Linked DNA regions of Mus musculus: region 2 is linked to region 1. Evidence: chromatin loops called from intact Hi-C (ENCODE). Cell type or tissue: heart. All regions are shown on one strand.

Evidence for each region. Peaks named below come from ENCODE experiments on the same cell type or tissue, not always from the same donor. Only the 100,000 strongest peaks of a DNase experiment are listed, where the experiment ranks them.
Region 2: a loop joins it to region 1, with 3.0 times the contacts of the local background. A loop is called at or near these places in 2 of 42 quality-filtered maps.

Annotation. Positions count from the first base shown.
Region 1 is chr5:114,049,195-114,057,194 of GRCm38, forward strand. Svop (SV2 related protein) reads right to left here. Exons shown (of 16, transcript NM_026805.1): 6 at 5,283-5,407. Among named protein-coding and RNA genes, the nearest start is that of Gm16108, 12 kb to the right of the region's middle. In heart, a CTCF peak has its summit at 3,109 (motif pointing right); a DNase peak (open chromatin) is centred at 3,347; H3K4me3 peaks cover 330 bases; H3K27ac peaks cover 624 bases.
Region 2 is chr5:114,172,888-114,180,887 of GRCm38, forward strand. The region is part of intron 1 of Acacb (acetyl-Coenzyme A carboxylase beta); the gene reads left to right. Among named protein-coding and RNA genes, the nearest start is that of Acacb, 11 kb to the left of the region's middle. In heart, CTCF peaks have their summits at 784 (motif pointing right), 1,910 (motif pointing left), 4,113 (motif pointing right), 5,624 (motif pointing right) and 1 weaker place; DNase peaks (open chromatin) are centred at 2,004, 2,944, 5,269, 6,864 and 2 weaker places; H3K4me3 peaks cover 2,768 bases; H3K27ac peaks cover 2,695 bases.

The sequences.
Region 1 (8,000 bases):
TGTGGAGTTGGAGCTCGTAAGGAGAGAACTAATAGAAAATGAAATCGTGTGCTAAGACTTCTGGAAGACTCTGCAGCCTGAGGAGTGGTCACAGAAGATGTCCGATTTGAGCAATACAGGTGAAGATGATCAAGCTGTCCTAGGGTGGGGAGTCTCTCCCTAGACTAAGGAGGGTCTATTTACCTCCATCAAAAGGTTACACTAGTGGTGGAGATGGTTTGCTCAGCCAGGAACTCTCTGGGCAACTGGGTATGGTGGATGGAGACTCAACAGCTACAGCCACATCCACAGTGCCAATCCAGGGCTTCCATGACCCAGTGAGCCAGCAGGTGCAGCTGCAGAGAGCAGAGCCTTGGCCCCGGTGACCCTGAGCAGGTCTGAGCAAATTAAGTCAGGCTCACTGAATAGGTCAGACATAGAGAAGAGTAGGGAGGCTTCGGGGATATGGAAACATAGTATCTCAGAGAGACTGACCAAGGGTTAAGGTGAGCTAATTAAGTAGTGCCTCTGTGTACCCAGCCTCCACCTCTGGAGGAAGCAATTGATACAAATGGATACAAACAGATGGCACATGTGCACTGTATTAAACCTCACCTAAGTTTGACTTTAGTACCGTCTCAGTTCTGAGCTTCTGGGCTCTCCTGACACCTGCTGAGAACAGATGACAGCAGACATTCAGGTCATCTTTGTGATGGGACAGGGTTTCAGGGATTTTCCTGGTCACGTTGCCTTGTCCTGCCTAAACTCTGGAAAAGGTTCAGACATGTAGATGACATAATGCTAAGCTATGAGTGGTCCGCAGATTTGGAAAGCCAAAGGAGAGGCAAACAGGTACGGGGGTATTTCCGTTTGCCTTACGATCCTACTAGGGCTCAGTTAATTGAAAGAAGAAAAGGAGGTTGTTAAAATGATAACTGTGAAGAAGTCTGAGTCCAAAAGGTACCCTACATGGATGGAAAAGGACATAAGCCTCTTCGAAGCCATAAGATTACTGAATGGGAGCCTCGGTGACTAGGGCGGGCTACCTCCAAGTGAGCTATGGACCAGAGGAGCCCCTCAGGCCCCTCAAACCATAAAGGCTATTGCTACTGCTGTTGGCTCTGTGCAAGAACGAGACAGTAAGACCCTATCACTGAAGATACCACATGCTCGGACTTTGACTATAGGGCATGGAGAAATTAACCCGGAGCGAGCTGGAAACTCCCACTCTCCTGGCTGGCTTTCATGGTGTCAAAGGAGCTAGGCAAGCGGAGAATGGCCACCAACATTCCTGCTTGCCTATGGACCTTGTGTGCTGAAATACAAATGTGCCAGGCATGATGTGTCTGCTTGTGCAATAGTGGCTCAGCTGTCGTGGGTAAGAACAACTGCCTTCTGATTGGATTTAAGACCTGCTCTGCAAGAGGGAGTTCGTATCTGGTACTGCAATCCAGGATAAAGATCTATGGCTGGGAAGGTCATAGGATACAATGGAGAAGCCACTTCTATGGTTTTTCTAGACGAACGTGACGTTCCTGTCAATCTGCCTTCCACACGCGTGTTTATGCCTATAGATCATTATTGTGCCTTTTTGACTGGTGAAGCTCCCAAGATCAAGTGACTGTTACTATGGCATGCTAGCCTGTTTCTTAGCCATAGGTGGACAACTATAATCACTCCTTTCCAAGGCTCAGGGGTCCTTGGAGAAGATGAGGCAGAAAGAATTTAAGAGATGGGGGAAAGGGTGGAGTGTTGTGTAACAGTTTTCTCCAAGACTGAAACATTCCACTCTACAGGGAAGCTGCTTAAGCAGGAAGATAAACAGCTCCGTGTAGCTTCAGGAAGTCCCTGAAACTTACAAGACTCACTGCACCTCGCCCCTCCCCAACCCCCTCCCTGGAGTAAATGGTAAAATCTGAGCGTTACACTGAGAGGAGCGAATCCAAGCTGAACTGTGAGGAAGACTCCTGAGACCAGCTGCCTGGAAGAAAGAGAGACCTACTGAGCTGCCGGAAAGAGGTTTAAACCAACTGGAGCACCTGGAAAGGACACTTCTCCAACCTCTTGAGCTGCCTGCAGGCTGTTCAGTGTGCTCCAAGTCCCCAGATTTGTGAGCTGTCACCCTACCTGGGGTAGCCTTGATGATGCAACTAACCATCTTGGAGTCATTTCTGCACCTGTAAGTAACCCCTCACCCCTATTCCTATAAGTAACCCCAATAAAACCAAGATGGACTTGGGTGGTAAAGGGACCCTGGCCAGCTTGAATATGTTGAGTGTGGCTCTGGCAGGCCTTGCCCTTCTCCCCCATTCCCTCTGCCTTGCTAAAAACCCTTCGATTACATTCCTAAACTAGCCTCGAAGGTCTGTTCCCTTATATGGCCACTTCCTCCTCCGGAAGCTGACTTCCAAGGTCCAGCTATCGAAGTATTAAAGTCCAGCCATCAAACCCCCCTTTGGCTCACCTAATTAACATACCCAATCAAAACTTCTCACCGCACCCTGGCCCATTCTAACAGAGTCCTCCCTTTTTCTCTTAAAAGTTACACCTGCGAGGTCATTTGCCTGCTGTTTTTCTCCAGAAAGCAGCCACTTTTAACTTTTCTTGTGAAAACAGGTCCTCCGGTGTGGTTTGTGCCTAATTAAGGGTTCCAAAAGGGAATCCTGGCTGTGCAGAGGTCTCCTTCAGGTGGTAGCTCTACTTTAGTCTGTAGTGGGATCCCAGTCTGGGGTGTGTAGGTCTCCAGGACAAGTTCTGTCACACAACACCTGGTGTGCTCCCCTCCCTCCCTGTACCAGGGACTTTGGGAATGACACATCTCCCAGCCGCTGGGAAGAAGCCTTTCTTCATGAGGTGCCCTGCAGCCAATTTGGGGTGTAGTCTTTTCTTTGATCTAGTCACTTGTAAGTCTTCATTTACTCATAAGCTTCCAGAAGTTTCTCAAAGTTTCTGATTGTTTGAAAGTATCCTTCCTTTGTTTACAAGCTCTGCTAAAGATTCCTATCACCTCTGCGCCCCTCTGCGCTGTTTTCAGGAGATTTGTGAGCAGACATTTAGGGTAGCGAACATCTGCTGTAGCATCCAGGGAGGAGGAATTTGACCTGAGCCGCTACAGTTCCTCCAGCCACCAGGGGGCGCTGCTCGGTGGCCAGTGGTCCATATGCAGGAATTCTGGGAGCTGGGCTACAGTTGTGCCACAGGTCACCAGCTGCTGCCGGCCCAGATTGTTGGCTGTGTTCCTGTTAATGGCCTCTGCTTAGAGCTCCAGTGGTTTTTTAATTCCTGGATTGTGTGAAATCATGCTTTTCCACTCCAGGAAAACGTGTCGGGTGCCAACTCAGATAGATGTCAGGAGAAGTCATCATCGGGAAGTCAGGGGAGGGAGTGGAACAGGTTCAATGAATTTCCAGAGGCAGGAAGCCACGCCTGGGTGTTAGATCCTCATGGTCAGTCCCCCCTTCACACTACACTCTGTCTGTCATCCTCCTGCACAGGATTTGACTTCGTCAGTTCCTGTGGGAACTGGACTGGTGCCAAGCTCTGACTTCATAGGAAAATGTTTGTTGGTTTGTTTGGAAGCCTGGTGTCAGGTACTTGGACTGTCACTTAGCTAAGGACGACTCTGAGCTTGCAATCCTCCTGCCTCCAGCTCCTCAGTGCTGGGGTCACAGGTCTGAGAGACCACACTCGATTTGTGGGTGCTAGGGATCAAACTGAGGGCCTGCTGGGCAAACTTGAAGGTGGCCAAGTGTCTCGTCTGCAGCGATGCAGCCTTTGACAGGGCATGTGTAGAGAAAGGAACTGATGCAGAGAAAGGATCAGGGTCTCCCCTGAGATCACAGCACAGAGTCAGGATTCAAACCGAGGCCTTCTGGTCTACAGAGACTGTGATGTCGCCACACTGATTCATGGTGAACCTGCCCTTCCTAGATTGTCTCTCCAGACTGTCCCGAAGGAGCCCCAGCAGAGAGTTGTGATTGTAAAGTTCATGGTATATATATGTATATGTGTGTGTGTGTATGTATGTGTATATATATATATATAAATATATATATATGTATATACATATAATGCATACATATCACATGCTGTGTATATATGTGTATGCTATGCCACCCCTGGCACTGATAGTCTGAGGAATGGATAGGCTCCAGCTTGGACATGGAATGGAGCATGCAGAATATCCTTTTAAAACCAGCATTCCAGGCCAGGTGTGGTGGCACATGCCTTTAATCCCAGCACTCAGGAGGCAGAGGCAGGTGGGTTTCTGAGTTCGAGACCAGCCTGGTCTACAGAGTGAGTTCCAGGACAGCCAGGGCTACACAGAGAAACCCTGTCTTGAAAAACCAACATAAATAAATAAATAAATAAATAAACAAACAAACAAAAACCAGTATTCCCATTACAAAGGAAAGATTGTTCTAAAAGTTGAGAAGGCATTGAAGCTGCAGTGGTCTTTGCTGACATCATGGAGTCTGTGGGGGTGGATTTGTGTGGACTTGAGTTTAGCATCTTCCACCGGTCTTGGCTCACAGAGAAAAAGCTTTCATGCCGGGACTGTTCAAGAATCCCGTAAAGTTTTTTTTTGTTGTTGTTGTTGTTGGTGGTGGTTTTGTTTTTGAGACAGGATCTTATTCTGTGGCTCTGGCTAGCCTAGAACTTACTATGTAGACCCGGCTATCCTCAAACTCTTATAGAGTTCCATCTACCTCTGCCACCCAAGTGTTGGCATGAAAGGCTTGTGCCTCCACAACTGGCCAAAAGTCCCACACTCAACCGCAACAGCTTAGTAACTGCTGGAGGCCATGATGTATGGATGTTAACCGGGCCATCAAAGTTGGGTCTGGCTTGTTGTGACTTCTCTCTTAGGGCCTTTGGGCACTGCTGGTGCTGCTGTTAACTGAAGGATACTGATGCTGCTGGTGTTCTGTCCCACGTGGCTTCAGGTTCCAGAGGCCCTGCACGGCCATCCCCACATTCCAAGGCAATGAGGACACAGAGTCATCCCCCTTATCTCCAGGGTGCTGGCGCTGGTAGCTAGACCTGAAGCTGTTCAACTCCCTCCTACATAAATGATGTCGTATTTGATAGAGACGGGCATGCTCACATCTCGGTGTGCTGTAAACCACCTCTGGATGGCTGATAGCCCAGAGCAAGGTACAGATGCTATCCAGATGTCTGCTGTTCTGTATGCTTTAGTGACTAATGGTCTACATGCTCACTTCTTCCGTGAGGGTTTTTAAATCCAACATTGAACCTGTGCATGCAGTAGGTGGCTATGCCAGCCCTAGGTATTTACTTACGACTGGGGCACCCCTCCAATCCCAAAGCCCACCAGGCCTCGGAGCACCAGGATCCAGCTATACACGGGCGCGAAGGCGCTGAGGATGCCATAGTACAGGGTCCAGAGCACACTGATCTTCAGCCCCTGTGGAGAAGGAGACACAGAATCACAAGAGCCTTGAGCAGCTCCAGGTGGCACGTGTCTACAGGCAGCGAGAGTTACCAGTGAAGGGTGGCACAGCTCAGGCTGGGGCTCCTGCTTTGGGTTCTAGCCCTGCTGTCACATACGTTTGCTTGTTTGTTTGTTTGTTTGTTTGTTTTGGAGACAGGGTTTCTCTGTGTAGCCCTGGCTGTCCTGGAACTCACTCTGTAAGACCAGACTGGCCTCTGCCTCCAGAGCACTGGGATTAAAGACGTGTGCCATCACTGCCTGGTGCCATTTTTTAAAAAAAGATTCATTTATTTATGTATGTGAGTACATTGTTGCTCTCTTCACACACACCAGAAGAGGGCCTTAGATCCCGTTACAGATGGTTGTGAGCCATCAAGTGGGTACTGGGAATTGAACTCAGGCCCCCTAGAAGAGCAGTCAGTGCTTTTAATCGCTGAGCCATCTCTCCAGCCCCCCACCCCTTGTTTTTTGAAAAAGTTTCCAGTGGGCCTGGAGAGATGACTCTACAGTTACTAGCGCTGGCTGCTCTTCTAGAGGACCTGGGTTGGATTCTCAGCTCCCAATGGCAACCCAGTTGTCTGTACCTACAGATCCAGGAGATCTGACACCTTCCTCTGGCCTCCAAGGGCACTTAGACCAAAGCTAATCATGGACCCACCGATGACTGGAAAATCCCAACTTTGAGCCAAGACAAACCTTTATTTTCATAAGCTGAGCTGTCTTGGGCATTTGTCACAGCAAAGGGTATCTGACTGACACTTTGTGCCTGACACTGCCAGGGCTTCCAGCACGGAGACCTGTGCTTCAAATGAGCCAGGCCTTCAGTTTCTCCCTGTTACCTCCAACAGACTGGGACCTCCTCAGGTGTGACACAGGGCAGGTGGTAACTGAGTCAGAGAACCTATCTGGCCAAGAGTTACCATGGCAGACTCTGCGTCCCAGTCACTAGCTGATCCAGGTTTCAAGGGAAGCCACAAACCACTCGATGTTTATTTTTATGCAAAATATGTCAAAATGGAGGCAACTGATTGAACGTCCTATAAAACCCTGCGAGGGGTAAATAAAACATGGGGGCTAGGGTGTAGCTGTTAGGATGCATAATTCTCATGCAGCTAGGGTATAGTTCAGGCGCAGGATATACGATTAGCGTGCTGCAGACAGACTATGACATCACCCTAGCACTGAAATCTGGAACACAAGGGTATGTGTTTGTTCTCTGTATCGCCAGTTTGTAAAACGGACCCAGAAAGCCTGGGACGGGGTGTTCCTGGATTGCTTTCTGCTAGGAGGGCAATGTTCACAGATCACAGAGACTAAAGGTTCCTCGCAGGCAGAGAGTTCTAGTGTGTGTCTGGAACCTCCTTAAAGATGTCACTGTGCTAGGTGCAGTGATGTGCTCACTCACACGTGGGAGACCGGAGGATGAGAGTCAGGAGCTTGAGACCGTTTGAGGCCATCTTGAGTCCCTATCTCAAAACAAAAAACCAACAGCGTCTTTGTGGTGGAGTGGCCCAGTCACGCTACCCTCACTCCGGACCGTAGCAAAGACTAGAATGTTCTATTGTGCATCGGCAAAATCCTGTGCGTATCACACACACACACTTCATTTTGCTTTCTGGGACAGCCTCAGGTAGTAGCCCAGGCTAGCCTCGGACCTCAGGTAGCCCAGGCTAGCCTTGTGTGCTAGGGGTGATCTTGAACTGCTGACTCTCCTGCTCCCTCCTAAGTGCTGAGGTCACAGGCATGTGCCACCCACATTCAGTTTTATCCAGGGCTGACTTAGAAGATGGCCTGCTGTGTGCTAGACAAGTGTTCTACCCACCAAGCTATACTGCAGCCCAGCCGACACTTTCTGGTTAAACCCCAACCCCAAGTCACTCTTTGTCCTTTTTTTTGCCACCTTCATTTTGCAAGCAGGGAAACAGGCTCAGAGAAGTAGATGGACTTCCTGGAGGCTGCCTTGTTCCACAAGGGTGGGAGGGTGGGGTGGGGAATGGATCTCTCTCTCTCTCTCTCTCTCTCTCTCTCTCTCTCTCTCTCTCTCTCCTTTCCATAATTAACATAGCCCCCATGCCATAGGAACTTCCATAGAAACCAAAGCATCTCACTGTGTGCAGACACCCACATGGGCATGGAAACCTGCCACCTGGACCAGGAAGCCACTCTGTGGTTGATCTTGATGGTCGGTTTCCTGGTGTGCCCAGGCCCCTGGATGAGCCCGAGAGGCTTCGTAATCACAGCCTGCTCCTTTGTTCCTGAGTTTGGATAGAAACTCTGACTTGGAAGGAGAAGCCCTGCCTTTGGGGACTTGGTGGGGGGACACCTCTCCAGAATTTCTGGCTGGTCACACCTTGTTGGTGTGATGCTTCACTCTCCTGAGAGCAGAACACATTTAGGGGACAGCTGTCTACGCAGCCTCATTAACGAGGGACTGATGGGCTGGCTTCTCTGGGGGAGGTCAGGGTGAAGGATGTGGACTCTGGAGGGAAGCAGAGGCTTGTCAAGCCCTAAGAAGGGTAATAGACATTTATGGAATGATTTGTTTGTGCTGAGACCTGTGCGCAAG
Region 2 (8,000 bases), 120 kb after region 1:
TGGGAGGCAGAGGCAGGTGGATCTCTGAGGCCATCCTGGTCTTACAGAGTGAGTTCCAGGACAGCCAGAGCTACACAGAGAAACCCTGTCTCAAACAAACAAACAAACAAACAAACAAAAAATTTAGCTGCTCATAGGCCAAGAGAAAGGCTTAAAAATGAGGCAGGGCCACAGCCCCATTTGAGCTACTTCAATCAAAAGCACAGCTTTTTAGGGAAGGTGACTCATGCCTGTAATCCCAGCACTTTGGGAGGCTGAGGCAGGAAGGTCAGGAGTTCGAGGCCAGCCTCAGTTACATGAGATTCTGTTTGGGCAGTGGGGGGAGCTAAGGGTGGGGTGGAGGGTGGAGGGTGGAGGGATAGCATTTGAAATGTAAATAAAGAAAATATTTAATAAAAAATTTCGGGGCTGGTGAGATGGCTCAGTGGGTAAGAGCACCCGACTGCTCTTCCGAAGGTCCGGAGTTCAAATCCCAGCAACCACATGGTGGCTCACAACCATCTGTAACAAGATCTGACTCCCTCTTTGGAGTGTCTGAGGACAGCTACAGTGTAATAAATAAATAAATCTTTAAAAAAAATTTCAAAAAAAAAAAAAGAGTGGGGTGGAGAGATGGTGGGGTGGGGGCCACAGCCATTGGTGTTTGCACGAGGCAGAACAAGACACCAGGGTGTGTAGTACTCCATCCTTCCCATCTTTTATTCCTCTTTTTTTTTTTTAGAATTATTTTTTTAAAGATTTATTTATTATTATAAGTACACAGTTGCTGTCTTCAGATGCACCAGAAGAGGGCGCCAGATCTCATTACGGGTGGTTGTAAGCCGTGGTTGCTGGGATTTGAACTCAGGACCTCTGGAAGAGCAGTCAGTGCTCTTACCTGCTGAGCCATCTCGCCAGCTCCCATCTTTTATTCCTTAGTATTAAATACCGATAGAGGAAAATCCACCAGGGTGTGATGGCAACCACCGTAGTCGAGCCTACTAGGACAGCTAAGGCAAGAGGTTAGCCCAAACCCAAGGCTTTGCCTGGGCAGCTGTGGAAAAACCAAAAAAGAATTTGACCCCAGTGACTTCTCAGACTTGCGTGTTTCTGATGACCTTGGTGGCGTGGAGGAGTACAGATGGAACCACTGGGATGTGCTGCATCTGCCTGCCTCTTCACTTTAGGGTAGCGTTGGGGGGCTGAGGCAGAAGATCATGGTTGTAAAGTGTCACTACCAGGTATACCGAGAGTCCGGGATGTCAACATACCATAATGCTGAGATCAAATCTCTCTGTGTGCTGCAATTTGCTTTCTCCTGCCAAAAAGAATTCGGGCAAATTCACATCAAGTTTGCCCCAGCTGCTGCTGCTTGATCTCATGGTCCGGCTGTGTGAACCGCTGTCCCTAGAACCCCCCCCCCCCCCCCCCGTGAAAGTTGCAGGCGCCTTTCACGCTGTCAGCAGGAAAGTAGGCTATCCCCCAGAACATTGAGGGAGTGTCGGGAGTTCGGAGATAAAACCTCTCTGGCTGCCAGGAAGCTGCAGAGCAGGGCTCTTCTGTAGGATCCTGAGCTGGGCAGGGAGGGCTGTTTTGAGTATCTTCATTTCCCCCCCCCCCCCGTTTTTGATGCGGTTACTTTAAATTGGGTCGGTGGGAGGATGGATACTTTTGGATACTGGTGGGTAACTTCCAAAAAGAAAAACATTTCCCTTACCTCCCTCCTTCTCTTCTTCCCTCCCTTCCTCCTTTTTCTCCTTTTTTGAGGAGGAGAAGTTAAAACCACGGGGGAACCTTCTAGAAAGTCCTAACCGAGAATTTTGCTCACCCGTTTTATTTTCCTTCAAGTGTCTAACATACGATCTAACACATCTAACCTCGGAACCTGGGCAAGGGTCCCAGTTGTGGAGGCAGGGTGCTTAGTGCCCCCTAGAGGGAGACCCCGGACTTGGAGCTCAGCGCACAGTGCTTGACCACTAAGCCACGCCCCAGCCCCTCCCCCAATGGCTCATGGAGATGCTCGTTTGGATGATCTTCAGATCCTACTTAAGTACAGTCCTGTCCCAAGGATTCACGTCCATCTCTGGTCCACACCTTCCTCATCTGTGCTGCTAAGGAGCGGTGGGGATGAGACGGGGGCTCCCGGGCTTGTCCGCGTTTTGTTGATGCGTAACAGGGGTCCTGGTGGCCCCCGACAGTAAAATCGCTTGCCACCAATCCTGATAATTCAATCTCCAGGACTCAAGTAGTGGAAGGCGAGGACCAATTCCTACAAATCGGTTTTTTTTTTCTTTTTTCTTTTCTTAAAGATTTATTTATTTATTATATGCAAGTACACTCTAGCTGTCTTCAGACACTCCAGAAGAGGGCATCAGATCTTGTTATGGATGGTTGTAAGCCACCATTTGGTTGCTGGGATTTGAACTCAAGACCTTTAGAAGGTCAGTCGGTGCTCTTCCCCGCTGAGCCATCTCTCCAGCCCAATAAATCGGTTTCTTTATCTCCACACTTGCTGAGGAAGGGCCACTAACCGCCAATAAACAAACAAACAAACAAGTGAATGAATGAATAGTAAATAAATAAATAATAAATGTAACTTAAAAAGTCAAGTGCTTCTTGGAGGGATGTCTTAAGAGGCTCTGAAGCGACCTCCCTCTTCTGAACAGTTTTCAGTATTTTCCTCGGATCCCTCCTACGGGTGTCCAAAGTCTGGACGGCAGTGCAGAGGGCTGTGGAACCCACAACCGCCACCTCTCGGGAGGGGTTCTGGGGAGGGACGTGAAATACATCCTTGAGTCCTAAACTCAAGGTCAGGGGCAGAAGTATGGCGCAGGGACAGCCCTGGAGGAGGCGGGGTCTGGGCGGGACTAGTCCCTGGGGTGTGACCTGGAGTGGCTGGGAGCAGGATGGAAGGTTTGGCCCATGGGGCGTGGCCTAAGCGGATGTGGAGGGCGTGGCCAGGCAATCAGCATGGGTGGGATCTGGGTGCCCGGTGAGAGGTGTGGCCTGGGGAGGGCGTGGCCAGGCGGGCCTTGGTTTGGGTTTCCCAGAGTCTGGAACAGTTCGGGATGGCCGGGGAGGCTCGCTGTCCCGCGACCCACAGCTGTCACAAGCTGCGGCCAGGGCCCCTCCTCGAGGACGCCTCAACCTCCGCCTCTGGTGGCGAGCTGGTGACCCTGCTGTGCCTTGGGAGCCGGGCTTGCTCGCTTCCTGTGATTAGGGGGTGCAAACTGCACATCCCCCGCCCTGTTGGGATTGGCCCGGTAGGCTGGGCAACATGAGCCCTGCCAAATGCAAGGTCTGTTTCCCTGAGCTCGCAGGAAAGTAAGTAAGCCCGCGATTTTAATAACTGCTTTTGCAAACTTAACGCACCCCTCTCCGTCCAGGTCAACTGTCTGCCCCTTAGCACCTCGCCTTTCCCCCTTCTTCCGCCCCAAGAGATGCGAGCTTAGCTTGGCCGCTGCAGGAAGAATCCCACCGCTCAAACTTGCGGCCTAGGTGGGCAACCAGTGACGATGTTTGGAGAGCTCTGCCCACCACACAGCTGCCTCAAGATTGTTCCCTGGGACGCACTACTCTTCCCTCCATCTTCATCCCTTTGGCCTTGAGAAAATAACGTTTGTGGGAGGCAACACTTATTGAGGCTGAAGCCTTGGGAAAACCCAGACATCCTGAGCAGGCTTTGTATTTGAGGTCACTTTCTGAGCGTACCCCACTGTTTTCCTTTTCTCTTTCATTTTATTGCACTTTAAACCACTCACCAAAGGGATGCTGTATTCGCTGCTGAGAATTCAGCCCGAATAAGGGAGTGCGGTACACATTTATAATCCTAGCACTGCTGAGGCAGGAGGATTGAGTTAAGAGGCCAGCTTGGGCTATATAGGAAAACCCACACACGTAAAGCCCCTCCCCCCCCAAAAAAAGCCCAAATGAACAAACTAAGGAAATTATAAACACGAAGAGGAGTAAAGATATAATTCCACCTGGATCAACAGCTGATACTTGACAAATCTTGTTTTCAGAGCAGATGTTTAATTTATAAAATTGAACCATATTTATTGTAACCTATTAGTCTTTTTAAAAAAATTTATTTTATGTATTTGAATGCTCTATCTGCATATACACCTGCATGCCAGAAGAGGGCATCAGATCCCATTTCAGATGGTTGTGAGCTACCATGTGGTTGCTAGGAATTGAACTCAAGGTCAGGTTAGGAGCCAGTGCTCTTAACCGCTGAGTCATCTCTCCAGCCCCTTTTTTTTTTTTTTTCCTTCTTCTTTTTCTTTTCTTTTTCCCAAATTGGCTCTGCAAATTATGAGTTTATCTGCATTTATCTGGCCTGAGGGCAGTGGTTCTTATGCTTTTAAATAATTAAAAACAATCAAGAGAAGAACACTGTTCATGTAAAAAACAAACAAACAAAACTAGGAGGAATTCAAAGGCCAGAGTGCATAAATAAAGTTTTATTGGCACACAGCTTCACTCGCTGGTTTCTGGGAAGCCTGTGGCACATCTTGCTAGAAGTCCTCAGTAGTGACAGAGGGCAGACTTTATAACACCTGAAGTATCAGCTAGCTGTGACTTGCCATGCTTGTAGGTGTCAGCCAATCTCACATGCTACAACATCCAATCTCTCTGCCTCCAGAGGATTGGGATTAAAGGTGCACCACTGCACTCTTACTTAGCCCAGGCTGGCCTTGAACTCACCATTCCACCCAAGGGTACCTTCAACTCCTGCTGCTCCTTCTTCCTCTGTTTTCTGAGTGCTGGGATTACAGATATGTAGTCCCTGTTTAAAAAAAAAAAAAAATATATATATATATATATATATATATATACATACATATATATATTCTGAGTGCTGAGATGGATATTATACACACACACACACACACACATATATATATATAAAATGTACATATGTTGTATAGATATATAGCCTGCTGATGAAGCCCCCATGTCAGCCTAGCTCAGGGTCAGTGTGCTGTTTTCCTAAAAAGCCAAATAGTAAATACTTTGTGACAATACAGCCTTTCACAGCTACTCACTGCTGTTTCCTGTGGCAGTAGCTACCTGTTTATATGGGACTGGCTGTGTTCCATTAAAGGACCTTGAAATGAGCCGTTTGTATGATTTATTGTGTATCATAATATAGAATTCTTTGGACCCCCCCTCCCCCAGAACCACTTAAATCTGTTTAAACCATTCACAGCAGATTAAGATCGGCCCAGGGACTCTGATTGTTCACCCTTGACCTGGTATCATTCCAGAAGGCATCCGGAGGTTGTATGGCCTGAGAAATTCCCAAAGGTTGGGCTGGCAAGCCAGGGCAGCAGACAATTCCTGGAATCTACCCAGTGGAAGGGGAGAACTGACTTCTAAATGTTGTCCTCTGATTTCTTTCCACATACATGCAGCCCATCCACAAATAAGTTAAATTAAAACATTGAAATAGAAATTATAGAAGGTCTATTTATCTGGTATCATAGTTATATGTAAGATTTGATTTATTTCTATGTGTGTATATGATGTGTGTGTGTGTGTATGTGTATCTGTATTTGCTGTGTGTGTGTATGCATGTGCATGCATGGGTGCATGTGTGCATGTTATGTGCATGTGCATGCGAGAGTGTGTATGCCATCAGAGGCCAGAAGAGGGTGCCAGATCCTCTGGAAATGGATTACAGGTAGCTGTAAGCCACCTGATTTGAGTGCTGGCTTCCCAAAAGGAACAGCAAGCTCTCTTTAACAGCTGAGCCATCTCTGCAGCTCCTGGGATCCCAGTATTGAGTTGTCTGTAGGAAAGTAAATTCAGTGGCTTCCCCTGGCTCCAAGTCTTCTCCCTGCATTTCCATTACTGACAACAGAAACTCAGCACTCACACTGCCTTCCACCCATCACCTGGTGGTCAGGATGGTAGAGGGCAAGGGATTTGAGTGTTGGAGAACGCCAGGGCCCTGGACAGGGAGGCAGCTGGGACATTCCTATCAGGGACAAGTCTCCTTCAGTGTACAGCCTGTTTATCCTTTTCCAGATTCTTTGTTCTTCGGTCCTAGGACAGTACCCAAGGTCTGCTGCACCATAGGCAAGTGTCATATTGCTTAGTGACACACCCACCTCCCTAGATGCTTCATGTCTGCAGACTTGCCTGACCCACCCCGAGAATTTGTTTTGTTGAAACAGTCTGTCTATGCTGCTCAGGCTGGCCTTGAACTCATGATCTTCCCTCCTCTGCCTCCCAGGAACTGGGATTTCAGGTGTGCACTACCACTTCCCCCTTTGGGTCCCCTGAATATTTCATCCTATGAGAGGAGGCACGGGGTGTTGTAGGGGCATCTTGAGGTCACAGGGGCAACCGATTCTACATCAGAAACTTGGGGCGTTTCACAGCTGGAGCTCTGCTGGTGTCTGTGGCCATGCTGTGTATTTGCACAGGGTTGAGCAACGTCTCTGATCTCACCTCCATACCCACACTCATTTCCAGAGACGACCCTGCAGTGCTTCGCCTTTGTATCCTAGTCAATCTTTCCTACCTCAGTATGAAAATCTGAGGTGAGATAGAGTTGGGTTACCAGCCCAGCTCTGCTGTTTGTCAGCTGCGGGACTTGAGGCCAGAGGACCTCTCTGAACCCCTGTCTCATTATTCCGAGCAGGAGATGGCAGCCTTTTTTATCCGGAGCAGTCGCATCGAGAAGGACCAGTCTGTTGTTTGCCCTTGAAAACATTGATTTCCTTCCATCCCCAAACAGCGCTGCCCAGGTCTTATGCCCAACAGCTGACTGGGTCTGGTGCTTGGCAGCTCCGTTGTTGATCGCTTTTCAGAGTCATTTCCAAAGCCACCGTGGAACATTTTGGCCCTCGCCCTGTCCTTCCTCCTTCCGCCTAAGGTCAGGGCTTAGCTCTGGGCCAGAGGCACGGCACTTAGCAAAGGTTCTCCCTTACTTGGCTCCAGTGCTGGGGGACGGTCGTCTGTCTGGAGCCAATGTTGGTTGGCCTCCAGCATTGTCAGAAAAGAATCAAAATAGTCCAGTCCCTGGAGATGGAGCCTGAGACAAGGCCTTCCCCACAGTCTTGTATGTGCTCTGGGTAGTTGCTGGCTTCCTGGTGAAGTGATTCCATTACCGACCTAAAACCAGTGTGGTACCACAGATGGTTCTGGGCCTTGAAATGGTGATTTTCTTTTCCATCAAATCGTATAAATGTGTCTGAGAGTGGGAGGGGTCAGACTTTCTGACACAGAGAGGCATCAGCCTGTCAGGGAAAGTCACAGACAGGAGAGACTGGTGTTCAGATGGGGGTTTTGTGGAGTGGGCTAAGCAAGTGGCTTGTTGCTGCTCCTCTTGGACCCTGACCCAGCTGGTGTGGCTGCTCATTGAGGGTGTACCACGCGCCACACCGAGCCCTCTATGTTCTGTCTATGGATGGTCCAGGCCACCTCACTTAATCCTGAGCAAGTGTGCAGCCATATTGAATGTGGTGCCTGATATTCTCCCCTTATTCCAGGTGAGGGAGTTGAATGCTTCAAAGGGAAGTGGAGTGGCTGTGGCTTTGGAAACCAGAGACCTGGCTGAGGAGAGGAACGATTACTACTGTCTTCTCCCTGGGGTCAGCAGGACGTGGTGTGTCAAGAGACAGGATGTTCTCATGAGGGGACATTTGGGTTGAGAACATGGCTCAGACAGTATTTCAAGTTGGGGATCTGAGTTTGGTTCTCCCAAACCCATATCAAGATAAATGTCGCCGGGCGGTGGTGGTGCACGCCTTTAATCCCAGCACTTGGGAGGCAGAGGCAGGAGGATTTCTGAGTTTGAAGCCAGCCTGGTCTACAGAGTGAGTTCCAGGACAGCGAGGGCTAGACAGAGAAACCCTGTCTCCAAAAAACCAAAAAAAAAAAAAAAAAAAAAAAGTCTGGACTAGGAGGTGGAGGCAGGAGGATGTGCGGAAGTTACCACCAGCCAGTGCAGCCAAATCGGTGAGCCCCAGGCTAGTGAGAGATTCTGTCTCAAGGGGGGAGGGTATGTG